Regions from separate parts of the Homo sapiens genome. Here all the other regions are linked to region 1. Evidence: read pairs that join two places in POLR2A ChIA-PET (ENCODE). Cell type or tissue: CD4-positive, alpha-beta T cell. All regions are shown on one strand.

What was found. ChIA-PET counts read pairs that join two places held together with the same protein. Peaks named below come from ENCODE experiments on the same cell type or tissue, not always from the same donor. Only the 100,000 strongest peaks of a DNase experiment are listed, where the experiment ranks them.
Region 2: POLR2A ChIA-PET joins it to region 1 with 20 read pairs; 9 of 35 experiments call an interaction of 5 or more read pairs at or near these places.
Region 3: POLR2A ChIA-PET joins it to region 1 with 47 read pairs; 8 of 35 experiments call an interaction of 5 or more read pairs at or near these places.
Region 4: POLR2A ChIA-PET joins it to region 1 with 26 read pairs; 9 of 35 experiments call an interaction of 5 or more read pairs at or near these places.

What each region holds. Positions count from the first base shown.
Region 1 is chr13:46,293,636-46,297,635 of GRCh38, forward strand. It overlaps LINC00563 (long intergenic non-protein coding RNA 563), which reads right to left. Exons shown (of 1, transcript NR_047493.1): 1 at 2,810-4,000. The region is part of intron 2 of LOC105370194 (a long non-coding RNA gene); the gene reads right to left. Among named protein-coding and RNA genes, the nearest start is that of LINC00563, 2.2 kb to the right of the region's middle. RefSeq lists enhancers at 1-324, 2,797-3,996. In CD4-positive, alpha-beta T cell, no CTCF peak of the experiment used is centred here; DNase peaks (open chromatin) are centred at 2,306 and 2,676; H3K4me3 peaks cover 688 bases; H3K27ac peaks cover 3,019 bases.
Region 2 is chr13:46,158,991-46,162,990 of GRCh38, forward strand. It overlaps LCP1 (lymphocyte cytosolic protein 1), which reads right to left. Exons shown (of 16, transcript NM_002298.5): 2 at 609-696. The coding sequence starts at 672. Among named protein-coding and RNA genes, the nearest start is that of LCP1, 21 kb to the right of the region's middle. In CD4-positive, alpha-beta T cell, CTCF peaks have their summits at 1,679 (motif pointing left) and 1,878; a DNase peak (open chromatin) is centred at 1,671; H3K4me3 peaks cover 355 bases; H3K27ac peaks cover 2,936 bases.
Region 3 is chr13:46,172,134-46,176,133 of GRCh38, forward strand. All of the region lies in intron 1 of LCP1 (lymphocyte cytosolic protein 1), which reads right to left. Among named protein-coding and RNA genes, the nearest start is that of LCP1, 8.0 kb to the right of the region's middle. RefSeq lists an enhancer at 345-394. In CD4-positive, alpha-beta T cell, no CTCF peak of the experiment used is centred here; DNase peaks (open chromatin) are centred at 508, 1,678 and 3,428; H3K4me3 peaks cover 2,482 bases; H3K27ac peaks cover 4,000 bases.
Region 4 is chr13:46,166,547-46,170,546 of GRCh38, forward strand. All of the region lies in intron 1 of LCP1 (lymphocyte cytosolic protein 1), which reads right to left. It also overlaps the pseudogene RN7SL288P. Among named protein-coding and RNA genes, the nearest start is that of LCP1, 14 kb to the right of the region's middle. In CD4-positive, alpha-beta T cell, no CTCF peak of the experiment used is centred here; DNase peaks (open chromatin) are centred at 2,005, 2,475, 3,385 and 3,845; H3K4me3 peaks cover 1,298 bases; H3K27ac peaks cover 4,000 bases.

The sequences.
Region 1 (4,000 bases):
GTGGAAAGCTCACAAGACAGCCAGAGCTCTTTTCAAATGGTTTTATGTTTGTTACCCACACAATGGGCAGGTATGATCACTTGGTGGGTGGCCATCCAATGACCACAACCAAGGAGGATTTAACAAGGGGATTTTATTACTTGCAACAAGTAAGGAAGACACCCGGGATAGTTCCCCAAAACAGTACCTTTCATAACAAAGGTGAAAACGGGGCTTTAATTGGGCTGGATAGCTGAGTCACTGTAAGTAAAGGGGGAGTCTAGGCCACACAGGTGCAGTCACTGTTCATGCTTCTACATATATTGCATGTGGCTGGACGTGGTGGCTCAAACCTGTAATCCTAGCACTTTGGGAGGCTGAGGCAGGCGGAGCACTTGATGTCAGGAGTTCGAGACCAGACTGGCCAACATGGTGAAACTTCATCTCTATTAAAGCTGGATGTGGTGGCGCATGCCTATAGTCCCAGCTACTTGGGAGGCTGAGGCAGGAGAATCGCTTGAACCTGGGAGGTGGAGGTTGCAGTGACCCGAGATCACGCCAGTGCACTCCAGCCTGGGTGACAGAGTGAGACTCCATCTCAAATAAAATAAAATAAAATAAAATAAAATAAAATAAAATAAAATAATAAAATAAAATAAAATAAAATAAAATAAAATAAAATAAAATAAAATAAAATAAATAACATTGCATGTTTAGAAAGTGGCAAACAGGCTTCTCCCTGGGCAGGTTTTTTTAGTATGGGAATGAGGAGAGTTCCCCAAATTTCATCTCCAACACAGCAGGCATCTCCCGATTCAACCAGTTTTTTGTTTTGCAGAGGCTGAGCTTCTTTCTGGGTCTTTTTGAAACAACAGGAACTCAAGGTGCAACAGTAACAAGTGGGTACTTTTTCACAGTGTGTACCCAAGGACCTCAAAACCCCAGGAACCTGGGCTGCAGGTTCACTCCAGAACACCGAGCTATCAGTGCCCTAAATTTCTATGCCATGATGCTGTAATAATTTTTGCCTAAAAATATTTTTACTTTTTTATTAATAATGATGTCTTACATTTGTCGGGCACACACTGTGCCAGTTATCCATGATCTAATTCTCACATCACTTTATGAAATGGTTCCTATTAATATCTCTGTTTTATAGGTCAGTAAACTGAAGCAAGTAGAGTTAAGAAAAAGTGGATTCTGGCTGGGCACGGTGGCTCACGCCTGTAAACCCAGCACTTTGGGAGGCCAAGGCGGGTCGATCGGTCAGTAGTTCGAGACCAGCCTGGCCAATATGGTGAAACCCCGTCTCTACTAAAAATACAAAAATTAGCTGGGTGTGGTGGTGGGCACCTGTAATCCCGGCTGCTTAGGAGGCTGAGGCAGGAGAATTGCTTGAAACCAGAAGGCAGAGGTTGCAGTGAGCCAAGATCGCACCACTGCACTCCAGCCTGGGCAAAAGAGTGAAACTCCGTCTCAAAAAAAAAAAAAAGAGTGGATTCCACACAGTGTAATTTCAAGGTTATAAATGTAAGCATGTTTAAGGCTTTTCATACGAGAAGCCAATTTGTTTTCTGAAAACTGTGTTCCTGCTAGTGTACATTCCTGGCAGGCTACACACTTGTTCTTCCCACTACACAATCATCGAGACATTGAGAATTGTCTTCTGAAATATTTAATACTTTCATATGGGAAAATGGTGTCTTCTTGTGGTTATTTTAATTGTCTTTGTTTTAAATTCTCTGTTTTCCAATGGTTCAATTTTCTAGTCCTTCTGAGTTTTGTAGGCAGTAAGCATGGCATAAATCCTAAATAAATAGAGGAAATGCTTCACTATTTTTCCTGGAACTGGACTTAGCTATTTTATTTTTAAAAGGAAAGAAAAACCTAGAAAAGGGAAAATCTACAAGTGTCAGACCCTCCCACACTTCTATGGTTTGTTCCAGAAAAAGGAACAGCTTCTTTACTCTGAGGAACCAGAAAGAAGCTTGCTCTGTTCCTCTTCTCAACAGCCAGAGCTTCAGCGCTAGCACCTGTGTTATCAAGAGAAGCTGAGTCCAGAACACGTGATGGGAAGCATGTGGGTATGTATGTGTCAAAGCTGCTTTGAGCCTCACTCTGTGCTTTTTCTCTTCTTCTAACAAATTCATCACCGGTGTTATTGTGTCAGTGCATGCTGAGAATTTTATGCAACTTAGTGTATATCTGATTATCAAGCATTCAAATCCCAACATCTGTGCTCAAATATAAGGAAATAGGTCAAACAGAGACGCCTCCTCCTGCTGCAACGCCTTTCACACTGCGTCAAAGAGTTGCATCAAACAGGATGATCAGTGTTGCAAGGTGTGGAGACCACAAACTGTCTGCCACCACTGCCAGGCACCATGTAACCTCAATTCTTCCCTGGCAAATAGTGTCTGACACAGTGCAAAAGGGCAGCACTGTTAGAAAGACTGCAGCTCTAACTAAAACTGATGATCAAGCAAGAGGAAAAAATCCGATTATCAGCTATTTTAGAGTACATTTAAATTCCCAAGTGCAATGACCCCTAAATGCAAACCATTGTTTTTGACCAGCTATGACTAAAACAGCTAAAAAGGATTGAGAAACAGCAAGAGAGAAACTATGCCCTCTAAAGAAGCAGACTTCCTGCCTTGGCTAGCTTGTGTTAGAGCAGATTCTGCCAAATAATACCACTATAAAACGTGTCTTCAAAAAAGCTGTATCTTCCAAAAGATGATGTAACAGTTGCTCTAGGGAGGCAATAGCAATGTTCAGATGAATGGTGAATTCCTTTCCTATTGCTGCTCTAACAAATTACCACAAATCAGTGGCTTAAAACAAAACAGCTTTATTACTGCACAGTTTTGGAGGTCTGAAGTCTGAAATGGGTTTCACTAGGTACAAGTCCAGGTGTCAGCAGGGGTGTGTTCCAGCTTCTAGAGGCTTCCTGCATTCCTTCGCTCATGGCCTCACTCCTCCATCTTCTAAGCCAGCAATGTCAGGCTGAGCCTTCCTCATGCTGCCGCCTTTCTGATTCTTTCTCTCCTGCCTCTCTCTTATAAGGAACATTGTGATGACATTGGACCCACCCAGATGATCCCAGATAGTCTCACCATCTCAAGGTCAGCTGATTATCAACCTTAATTCAGTCTGGAACCTCAAGTCTCCCATTGCCATGTGACATAACATAGTCACAGGTTCCAAGGATTAGGATGTAGATATCTTTGGGGGGCTATTATTCTCCCTATCACAAAAGGGAACACCAGAGTCTTCAGTTTAGCAATCTTCAAGGAATGTTGACAAAGCAAGAATCTGAGGCTTTGAGAATGTAGGTAATTTTCCCGAAGACATTCTGCAAGTAGGAGATAGAGCTGGAACATGACCAGATCTGTCTGCCAAGTAAGCCCAGGCTCATCCTCCACACGCTGCCCCCATCAGGAGGCAACCTGGCCCCTTCTACTGAATCTCTACATCAGATGGAGCCTGCATATGACTCAGCAGAAACCTCAGAGGAAATTCTGCTTCCTTCAGGAATTTCAGGGCATGGTGGTGATTGGAAAGAGTCAGGACAGTTGGCCTTTACTTCATATTGCATCACAACCACTAAGTGGCTTTGGGAAGTTTGCTAAAACTTTCAGGTTCTAAGGATCCTCGGCTGTGAAACCAGGAACTTGGACTAGATGGTGTCTAAGACATCTTTCAGTTCTAAAATTCTATAATTGAATGGTCTTATGGGTAAAACCACTTTGCTGCAGAACAGTGCCACTCAGAGCATAGTTTGTCGACCTCTGTCAGTCCAGAGTATTCGGTACCTGTCCATGACAAGATAAGGAGCTTAAGCCAAAATGTTAACCAACTACATCAGTAAGTGCACTGTTCAGTACTGCTGCCATTTGATTTTTTGTAGCAAGGCTTTCGTGGTGAAGGAAGCAGTGTGTTGATTTACTTCCTGGCATAATCTTCTTATCTCATTGCAGATTGTTAGCAAATAGTTCCTGGATGAGATTCTGAATAATGC
Region 2 (4,000 bases), 130 kb before region 1:
TGTAATGTACACAATATACTGAAGCTTCAGGACGATTCAGGCAACAGCTTTTAGAGAGGTGAGGGAAGACTAGATGGAAGGTGAAGGGACGAGAGAGGCTATCATTCAGACATTAAGGCATGATCCCAGGGAAGAGTCAGAATCTCACAAGATGACTGTTGCTACTGAATAGGGGCACCAGCATTACTTTCAACATCCACAGTAAAAGAGTCATAATTTCTATAAGGTACCTCTGTTTCCACAAAGAACTCTTATAGAAACTCTTAAGGAAACCACAGGTTTAGTGATAAAGAGTAAGAGAAAGTATGTGATGGTATTAAAATCAAGGAAACAGCAAAACAGAAGACAAGATATAAAAGATGAGACTTACAAACCATTTCCAGGAACAAACTATGTAAGAGTAGAGTCCATATTCCATGTTTTGATAGAGAAAGTCATTTTATTGAAGCATATTTTTCAAAAATAAGTTCTCCCAGCTCCTCTAAACAAATACTACTGGTTTCTTGTCATCTCTGAAATTTTGCTCATGTTCCCATTTCATTGAATCTACCCTGAAGCTACTCAGTGAAGAAGAGAATGATGCAATTTGGGGTACCAGGTCTACTCACCAACTTTGGCAAAAGCTTCTCTGAGCTCCATCATTTCCTCATCGGACACTGATCCTCTGGCCATTTTTTATTGCTTTAGGTAACAGATCTGGAGAGAAGAAGAACATAAGGGATAACTTTTGTGCATTTGAATTCTTAAAATACCACATTAAGAAGCAATTCCCATTTATTACATGAAGAAATATTCTTCTGCATCCCCCATGATTTAGAACTATCTTTCCAAAATGTAAGTCAGAAATACGCTTTTTCTCAATCCTCCATGTGGTGGTCTCCAAAGATGGCTCTCAACAATTTCTTCCCTCTCGGTCTATACAGACTGCTCCTCACATCAAGAGGTAGAGCTTATTTCCCTCCCCTAGAATCTGGGCTGGTTTTTTAACTGCTTTGACCATTAGAGGGTGGTAGAAATGATGTCTGGGGCTGGAAACTTCTGCTTCCTTCTTTTTGGAATGCTCATTCTTAGGATGCTCCCTCTTGGTACCCAATTTCCATGACATGAGACATTTAAGCCACATAAATAAAGAAGCCAATGAAGGAGAACTGGGTGCACTGGTTAACAAACCTGCTGAGATCCCATCTGACAGCCAGCATCAATGCCAGCAACCTGAGAGGGCCATTTTGGGCTTTCTGGCCCATTTGAGCTCCTAGATGACCACATTCCCAGCCAACATCACATTAAGCAGAAGAATCGCCCAGCTGTGCTCAGTCAACCAAAAGAACAGAGAAGACAAAACGAGTGATGTCTTAAGTCACTACGTTTTAGAGTAGTTACCCAGCAATAAGCAACTAAAACACTTCACTTTTACATAAATGTCTTTTTTAAGAGGTATCTTCGTGTTCATATTTAAAATTAGTATTTGACCAAGCCAACAGATACAGTTTATAACTTCAAAGGAAGTTAATCAAAATTCTCCATATTATTTAGGGATGAACAAAGGGAAGCTGACCCTCTCATAATTCAGCTATGGGAATCTGAGGCGCTTTCTAGGTGTTTTCTTCTCAGAAAAGCGACAGTCTTGCTGAGAAACAGTGCTTGAGTAATTTCCCTTTTCCTGTGCATCACTGCTGCCCTCTAGTGGGTGAGAAGAAAATAAAACAGAAAATGGATGATAATCTCCATGCCCCTAGCTAATCCACACCAGCATGTTTCAAATCGGAGACCCACTGAAGTTTGTTGAACTTACTGGTGCAGAGGGGATAAGTGGAGTGGGAGTGTGGGGGTTGGGGTGTTTCTAAGCATAGTTATATTTTGGATAGTTCAGGGAAGTTATCGATTTAAAAAAAAATTTGTGACAGGATGTTGTTTTCAGTAGATTTCTTTTTTATATTTTCATATTATTCTATAGTGCTGTATTTGTTCTTGATGGCCACCAACAACCACACCAAACAGAAAACAGTCTTAATTAACATCAAAACCTGTAGGCCAAAAATGCATTACACTCAATTTTGCAAATCCATATCCATTATCCAACAAATTACCATCCTGCCACATACATATATCAGTGGTTTCAAACTTTTGTTCCACCAAGCAACCCTTTGTTGACAGAAACCTTACATGTAAACCTTACATGTAAGCAAACAAATAAAAATAACAACTCTGAGAGTCTTTGGTTGAAAAAACCCAAATGTACCCCTGCCCCTGCTATCTTATCTCCTTGTCACCTTCATCTGTGGGAACTCCAGGGAGCATGATTTGAAAATCATAGAATTATATATGTCTTCATTTAAATTTAAATGTATTCATTAAAAATATATTTTTGATATCAATAAAAATTTTATTTTATTATTGTCTTACATATCTAAGAAAGTATTGGTACATTGGATCTTTTAAAGGATGACAGAAACTGTCGAGGGGTTAATTGTATTAAAAATACAATCTCACTAACACATCACAATAACCCTAAGAGACAGGCACTGGCTATCTGGCTTTCTTGTCATCTCTCTCTCTCCCTCCCTCTCGTCCTTTTTTCTTTCCTTCTTCCTTCCTTGTTTCCTACCTTCCTTCCTTCCTCTCTTTCTTTTTCAGAATGCCTTTTTCCAAAAATAATTTGAGCTAAGTTACAAAGATATATCCAAACCCAAGAGTTAAACCAACTAAATGATGTAATTGATAAGAAAGAAAGCGTAACTGAAATAAGATGATGGTCGGGAGGAACTCTAATACTTAAAATACATGCCTAAGACCCCGCATGTTTTGCTACAAGTAGGCTGAAAATCTATCTCCAAGTTCTCTAGAAGCTAAGGCAAAAAGGAAAGTATCATCGGTTATACAATTCACTATCTATGAGACAAACCAATTTTCTTAGGGCAGCAGATCTGATGTCTGACAGCAAAATCTTCACACAGGCTTTAAGAAGAGGCCATTTGTGGGATGGGGTAAACACAGGTTTTGTGTTTCTTACAATGTCCTTCAATATAGGCTGATGGCATAGGTATGTATATTCTCATTGTATAGATCAGAAAACAGTATCTCAGAGAAGTTAAGATACAGATCTCAAATCACTCAGCTGGGTGGAGAAGCAGCCAAAACTCCAATCCCCAAGTCTTTTCTCCTCTCCCAGGCTGTCTACTCGGGTTCTCTGCCTTCATGTTCCTGTTAGACACACATCCCATCCATCCATTTATTCACTAAACAATGAGTTCTCCCTCTCCCTCCCCCTCCCCCTCCCTCCCCCTCCCCCTCCCTCTCCCGTCTCCCTCAACCCACGGTCTCCCTCTCCCTCTCTTTCCACGTTCTCCCTCTGATGCCGAGCAGAAGCTGGACTGTACTGCTGCCGTATGGGCTCACTGCAACCTCCCTGCCTGATTCTCCTGCCTCAGCCTGCCAAGTGCCTGCGATTGCAGGCGCGCGCCTCCAGGCCTGACTCGTTTTCGTATTTTTTTGGTGGAGACGGGGTTTCGCTGTGTTGGCCGGGCTGGTCTCCAGCTCCTAACCGTGAGTGATCTGCCAGCCTCGGCCTCCGGAGGTGCTGGGATTGCAGGCGGAGTCTCGTTCACTCAGTGCTCAATGTTGCCCAGGCTGGAGTGCAGTGGCGTGATCTCGGCTAGCTACAACCTCCACCTCCCAGCCGCCTGCCTTGGCCTCCCAAAGTGCCGAGATTGCAGCCTCTGCCCAGCCGCCACCCCTTCCGGGAAGTGAGGAGCGTCTCTGCCTGGCCGCCCATCGTCTGAGATGTGGGGAGCGCCTCTGCCCCGCCGCCCCGTCTGGGATGTGAGGAGCGCCTCTGCCCGGCCGCGACCCCGTCTGGGAGGTGAGGAGCGTCTCTGCACGGCTGCCCCGTCTGAGAAGTGAGGAGCCCCTCCGCCCGGCAGCCGCCCTGTCTGAAAAGTGAGGCGCCCCTCCGCCTGGCAGCCACCCCGTCTGGGAAGTGAGGAGCGTCTCCAGCCGGCAG
Region 3 (4,000 bases), 120 kb before region 1:
GGAACCAGTAGTTTTCCAAACAGACAAAATAGAAAAGGGCATTTCAGGCAGAGAAAATAGCTCTGCAGGGCGAGGCATGGTGGCTCACGCCTGTAATCCCTGTACTTTGGGAGGCTGAGATGGGTGGATCACCTGAGGTCAGGAGTTCAAAACCAGCCTGGCCAACATGGTGAAAACCCATCTCTACTAAAAATACAAAAATTAGCCAGGCATGGTGATGGGTGCCTGTAATCCCAGCTACTCATGAGGCTGAGGCAGGAGAATCACTTGAACCCGGGAGGCAGAGGTTGCAGTGAGCTGAGATCACGCCATTGCACTCCAGTCTGGGCCACAGAGCAAGGCTCCATTACATTAAAAAAAAGGAAGAAAGAAAAGAAAAGAAAGAGAAAATAGCTCTACAAAGTGCAAAGCAAAAGCACACACAGGAAGCTGTGGCAGGTTGGGTGTGGCTACAGACAGGGATGCAGGAGGAGACCTCCAGGATGAGAGGTTGGTGAGGTGGTGTCAGCGTGCTGCTCGTTCTCACTAGCTCTTGTTTCTAGAGGCAAAACCTCGGTGATGCAGGCTATACTCCACTCACCACAGGTAATGTGAATACAAACAACAAAATAATTCTGCCCGGAAACCATTTTGGTTTGTGTGTGCATAGCTTTCTCCTTATGTCATTATCTCCCATTTAGAAAATACTGCAAAGACAGGAGGGAACTGAACATGTTAGAATGGGGAAATAGGGGCCCTGGAGGGTGAAGTCACTCCCCAAAGTCTCAAAGTAAGTCAGTGACTGGTCCAAAAAGAGAAGTAAGTGGAACCTCTGGAGTCTTAGTTTGGTCGAAGCAATGCGTGGGAAAAACACAAGTCAGTTGGCATTTTAAGAACCTAAAGTTTTATTTAAAAAACCTTTGAGATGCACGGTCCATGAAATGTGCTTTACTTCTTAGATGTGTGGATCTAGGATACAGGGATACACCCATGTAAAGGCATTCCAAACAAAAGCTAATGTTCCTCGCTTCCTTTATGAAATTAGGATCATTATATATTGTTTTTAAAATGAATCAACTAGGCAGTGACATGGTATGGTGAAATGCTGAATTTTCTGACTCAACTATTTTTTGCTGTGTGTATTTGAATGTGTTACTTAAATTTTCCGAGCCTCAGTTTCTTCATCTTTAAAGAAGGGGTGCTAATAATGCAATCACACCGTTCATTTCATAGGGCAGCATTAGGATTAGGTGAGACAGAGTGTTTAAAATATATACAACAGTGCCTGGTGACTGAAGGGAGAAAGAGAGGAAGAGAGGAAGGAAAGAAAGAAGGAAAAGGGAAGGAACAGAGGAAGTTAAAAGAAAATGTAAAAGAACTAGAACTTTTGCAAAATTATCTTGGAGAACAAATCCCAATTTCTAGTATAAACTGTAGGAAATATTGTCAAGTCGCAACTTAAAAGCAAAGATTAGTTGTGTTGTATACTATGTGTTTTGTGTGGGTGTAAATCTAGATCTCACATCCATGCTCTATGTTTTAATGTTCTCAGTCTGGCTTATTTTGGCTTTGGTACCACATTTCTTATTCGGAGTCCTTGAAGTCAGGTATTGCAGAACTGGTACATGATACCAACCCAAAGCCAACAGCATTGGTATTAGCTCATCCTGAGTGGTGAAGGGGCTCCGGGCTTTGCCTTGCCTGAGTACTGACAGTGGAAAGTACCTTCTAACAGTTGAGGAAGTATGGCCAGAGTGGAAAAATGTACAGCAATCTTAAGAAAAGCCCAACCACATACACTATGAGCCATGAAAAGAAAAGAGATCTCTGGGCATCTGTGATGAGGACCACTGGGCAACATCTCCTCTCTGTCAGATGCACCAATGCTCAGAACTGATTCTGTTATCCTGCACTACACTCTACCTCCTCTCCACTCTCTAATTCTCCAGGCATTTTTACCATTGTAGTCTGAGCTGAAAAACAGTGAGACAATGTACAGCAGACATTTGTATACAAGCAATGATAACAGAAACTTCTATTTATTTGTAATAATGTGATCTCATTCTCAATAGGCTTCTTGGATTTTAGAATCTCTAATGACAAGCTTATTTGCAGAAAAAAACAAAAGGAGAAGTTACAGATAAATTGAGACAGGAAATTTGTATTAATTTGATGGGCTCTCTTTATCTTCATTTTTTTTAAAAGTTACAGTTTAGTTGGTAAATATTTACCAATACCAACGTACAATGGAATATGTATAACATTTCTTTTATCAAAATTTTAAGTGCCTAAATAGCCTAATCTAATATCTTCACAGCTATTATTTTAAAGACTTCCCACCATAAAATCCTCAAGCATTTATATTTATTTCTCAAATATGTTTGGTATACCAGCCGACCTAACAAAAGGAGACTTGGGATCTCTTCCTGATAGAACATGTGGAATTATAGGCCGGGTGCAGTGACTCACACTTGTAATCCCAGAACTTTGGGAGGCCGAAGTAGGGGGATCGCCTGAGGTCAGGAGTTCAAGACCAGCCTGGCCAATGTGGTGAAACCCTGTCTCTACTAAAAATACAAAAACATTAGCTGAGCGTGGTGGTGTGTGCCTGTAATCCCAGCTACTCAGGAGGCTGAGGCAGGAGAATCTCTTGAACCCAGTAGGCGGAAGTTGCAGTGAGCTAAGATTGTGCCTGGGCAACAAGAGCGAAAACTCCATCTTCAAAAAAAAAAAAAAAAAGAAAAAAGAAAGAAAATGTGGAATTACAAATAATCATTCAATAATCATGGAAACACAAAAAAGTATATAGACATATTATCAGGAAGCAACTAGTGGATCATGTTAGAAGATACAAAACAGTTTAAATAGACATGGATTATACTTTTAAGAAACTGCCAACATAAAATGAGAGAGAGGAAAGGTGTGAATCTTGACTCTGCCAGTTACTGGTTCTGTGACCCCAGACAAGTCACTTAACCCTCCCTGAACCTCAGCTTGGTCATCTGGAATAAGGATATAATTAATAACAACTTTACCTAGCTATGTATGAAAATAAAAGAGTAATTATCTTTCAAGCGTTTGGCATGATGCCTAGTAAATATTAGGGGCTCAGTAAGTCAGTGGTGACGCTGGGTGGAGTAGATATGCTCCATATCTACCTAGACGACAACATGGGAAAATGGAAGGGGAAAATAACCCACATCACACCTAGCGAGTAGATAGCACTTGCCTGATTTTATAGATGAGGAAACTGAACTTCAGAGGCTCCAGAGACTTGCTCAGCCTCCACATTTACCAAGAGCCCAGAATATAAATCCAAATCTGTCTCTACCTTTGCTCCCCTTTCTTTATACCACATTTGCCTCTTTTGTGCCTGGGAGCTGCAGACACTCAGCTTTAAAGAACTGGTACTGGAGATATGGTACTGGAGGAAGAACTGCGTGCAGTGAACAGTAGGGTGGGTACGGAGGGAGGAGAAAAACTGTGTGAACATCACCAGGTAGATGAAGTATCACAACTGTCATTCTCAGTGGTCACAGAAAAGAAACAGAATCCATGATATTTTGAGGAACAGTCCCAACATGAATGACAGCAAGAAAAGGAAAAAATCCAAAGTTTTCCAAGGTGCCTACCATATTCCATATTTTCAAAGGGAAACTTTAAAACTGTTTATAAAGCATTAGAAACAGTGGGGGAAGTTCAGTTCGCATTTTTAAGATGACAAAAGAGTGCTCAACAGTGCAAAACTACAGGCATGATCTTCTCTTTTTTCCTTACTCCCACTTTGCACCTATTACCTAGCTTTCTCTATAAAGAATTTATATCCCACTCTTCTTTGTTCAAGCTGGCCTTTCTGGTGAGGGTGATATGAGCAGATGATGTCAAGGAGGTACAAAGGATCTACTTTTTAAATGTTACACCTGAGATTACTAGAGGCTGGGAAGGGTAGGGGGAAGGTGGAGGATAGGAGAGATTTGTTTAGATACAAAATTATAGCTAGACAGGAGGAATAAGCTCTCAT
Region 4 (4,000 bases), 130 kb before region 1:
TCAGTACATTTCCAGAGGGGAAATTATACAACTTCCAAACATCTCAAGAACAATCAGTAATCCAAAAGAACACATCATCTAGAATAACATTAATATTGTAAGCTTTAGCATTAGACTATGACAACTAAAGAAACGAAAAATAAAATATGTAGGACTATGAAGCAAAATAAAATACCCATACATTTTTAAAAAGCCATCAAGATTAATCTATTTAAGGAAAAAACATTGCTTTTACTTAATCCTGTCCCCTTCATTTTATAAAGTAGACCACTGTAGGAGATCTTACTTTGCGAATATATGGAATTTACTATATATTCTTGGGATATCATATCTCTATGGATACAGATATGACTAACTTTTACATAAAGGATGATTCAGAAAATATAATTTTAAAATGACTTTGTTTTTAAGAAACCAAATAATTATAAATGGCCTTAAAAACAGATGGCCAGTTAAAGGGACTCTGATGAATCTTTTTGTCAAGTCAGAATCTCCTCCAGATTGTCCTTTTTCTCCCTGCAGATACATGGATTCTCTCAAAGCCTACAGAATTCTTCTCTCTGCAGGCTCTGATGTAAATGCCACAGGGTGGAAGGTAGGGGGAAGGCTATTCAGGAGGAGAGACTCAACGGCTCTCCTCTGACACTATTATCTCAGGCCACATAAACACTTATGGGAAGCTAGCAATCCAGATTACTCCAAACTTCATCAACCTCATATTGCTCTGGGTACCTCTGGTTTGACCACTACACCGAGGGGCTTCTGAAGCTGTGTAGCACATCTTACAGAGCCTGGCTCTGTCGCCAGCTAAGGAGTTCTCATTCCTTCCTTCTCTCCCTTAGTACATTCCTGATACCTCTGTTTTCTACCAAGTTGCCCAATCCCATTAAGGGTGTGACACAAGAACAAGCCTCCTGCAAGAAAAGGGGATACTCCAGGCTGGGGCTTGGGGAGGCCTTTCTGTGCCTTAGCATCTCTCTCCTTCCCTGAGCTTTAGACAGTGATGCTCCTGATACTAACATCTTTAAATTCTACAGCTACCCTTTAGCCCACATTCTACCAGAAGCAATTTAAGATCCAGACTTTCCCCTACTGAAAGCTCAGAGTACCCCAAATGCATCTTTTCAATAAATTGAATATTATGGGCTAGCTGTTTAACCATGATTGCACTATTACCTTGATATCAAATGCCATTCATTCATTCTTTCACTCCATATATGTGTCTGTATGCAAAGTACTGCCCTGGCTGCTAGGGGGTTGGTGAGGGGCTTCAGGCATGAAGCCCACAGTTAAATATCAAGTTTCAAATGCAGCACATGGATTACAGCTAATTTACTGTGAAATAGTTAATGCAATGAAAAGAGTTCTGACGATCAAAAACGAACAAGTGAAAAGGTTAAACACAAGGCTCTGAGGGAAAAATAAAACTAGATAAGTGTAAGAAATTAGCACAGAGGCTTATCAAAAAAATAAAAATATAAAATACCTAAAGCAGCCCAGGCAATTAAGATATTGAGACAATTAATATACTTGAACATCTCCAAAGAAATCAAAATGGAAATAACTGGCAGGAAATAGAAGGAAGTGCCAAGCTTGGCAGTCAGGAGACCTAGGCTGTGTAACTTTAGGCTCCATCTTGCCTCTATGGGACTCAGTTTTCTCATTCATAAATTGAGAAGCGGAGTCCGTTCTATGTTAAAAGTTCCAAAATTCTATGCAGTAGCTGACAAGTATACATACAAATTAGAGCTAGATTAGAAAGTATTGCAAATGAGCTGAGAAATAGCTGCTGGCGCCATCAGCAGCTGTAGCTTTGGCTCGGAGGTGCCTTCTGTGAAATGGAGCAAGTGAGGGAGTGGGCAGCTCCCAGCCCAGCCTCGCTCCTGGGGGCTGGGGGGCTGTGTTCCTGCTCTTACCTCAGCAGCACGAAAAGCTCTGTCTAGATGCATTCTCCTCACTGGCCCCAGGCAGATGCGCTCTGCTCAGCTGCCTAGCTGCTGGACTGCCCCCGCACAGATCAGGGAAGTTCCCAGAGCAGCACGTGAGACCTGTTTTATGGGATGTTACCACACACAGCTTAAGACACGTTGATCCAGTTCACTCCTAGTTTCTAGGCAAGACGGTACTCAAACTGTCCCAGAAAGAGAGTCATCTACTATTTTGTTAAAAATATCCAAATAAGGAAATCCTACAACCTCTCTGGTGTCTCATATCCCTACTTTGTAACCTAAATCTTTTCTGATACGATTGAAGGTCTCTCTTGGGCTATTCTCAGAGGAAATAACAGGAGCTGTTCAATTCATAAAGATTCCATCACATGCCTTGGTCTCTTTATATTCTTGTAACCTGCTTTTTTAGGGCTTATTCTCCAAATCTTTCATAGTTTTCTTTGCTATCTTCTGGGTCTATGCCAACTTCCTTATAGAATGAATGTAGTAAGAATAGCAGTCATAGAATGTAGAGGTGGAGGGATCTTAGAGATGATCTATCTGGCCACTCCCCTGTCACAGAGGCATGAAATGACACCCAAGTTAAAGGACATGCCTAACATCACAGAGCTTATTGGAGGTGTGGCTGGGACCAGAGTCCAGGCCTCCTTATTTCTCTTCTTTCCTCTTTAATAAGTTTTAAACCCTAAGATAGGACTCTTCTCTTTAATTAAGACCTTCTTCACATATAGTAAGAACAATCCCCCAAGATTTCAAATGTCTTACGAATATAATTTCATGTATGTTTCTTGTACATGAAGGGGAATTTTTCTAGGTATGGCAAAGGCACTGTTCAGGTTTAGGCTGCAATTAACATGTGCCAAATCACATACAAATATTGTGTACACTGGCATCTTCTAGGTCACGATGATTCTTACCCCCTGCATTTGTCTCTATACATTTATTCTATTTTTTTTCCTTAAAGAGACAGATCTCACTATGTTGCCTAGGCAGGAGTGCAGTGGCTCTTCACAGGTGTGATCCCACTACTGATCAGCACAGGAGTTTTGACCTGCTCCATTTCTGGTGTGAGCCAGTGCACCCACTCCTCCTTAAACAACCTAGTGGTCCCCTGCTCCCATATTGATGCCAAACTTAGTGCTGACACCCAATTGACATGGCACACTACAGCCCAGAACTCCTGGACTCAAGCCACCCTCCTGCCTCAGCCTCCCAAGTAGCTAGGACTACAGGCGTGCACCACCACACCTTGTTGTACATTGATTCTTGACCTTGCACTAAGGCCCTCCAAATTTCCTTAGCAACCAAAGAGCAAACCCAATTAAAACAACTCACCACGAGATGAAATGTTCAAAAGACAAGACAGCCAAATTCATAGATCAATAATAAAATGACACCCTCAGACTTATCGCAACAATCATCATGGTTTCAGGCATCCTGTTCTGGAGGCTGGGGAGAATCAGTGAGCCCTTCCTCTGAGCTTTGGTCCAGATCTCTGTAGTGTGGTCCCTGTTACCATTCATCTCTCCTAGCAGATTAGTGTCTGGCCCATGTGAGGTACTCAGTAAATGAGCTGTGTACATGAACAAAACAATCCATAACCTAATGGTATACAGGACTTGAAAAGTCCCCTATCACCTTCTTTGAGGAATTTAACAATAATATTCTTGTGTACATACTTAGACAATCCCATCCACTGAAAGGTACAGACACCCAAAACAAGGCTACTAAATGCTTCAAATTCACATTAAACCACTTTGCTGGAAAGACAACTTTGGTGAGTTAATTTGGTGTCTAAAGGGCAGCTGCTGGCCCGAGGTAGTCTGTGAAATGGCACCTGTGCCTGCTGCCTAGCCCTACCTTGCCAGCCGCAAAAGCGATTCTGTCTGAGATTGCAGATCCTGAGGCTGGGCTTCTTGGCACTGTTGCTGTAAAACCTGCTGGCTGCCGGTAATGCTTGGCAGTGGGTCTCTATCCAACTCTGTAGGGCCTGCTTGTAAGCTGAGCGCTGCTGAGGTGGGAGGGAAAGGAACCTTGGAGACAGAGCAGTG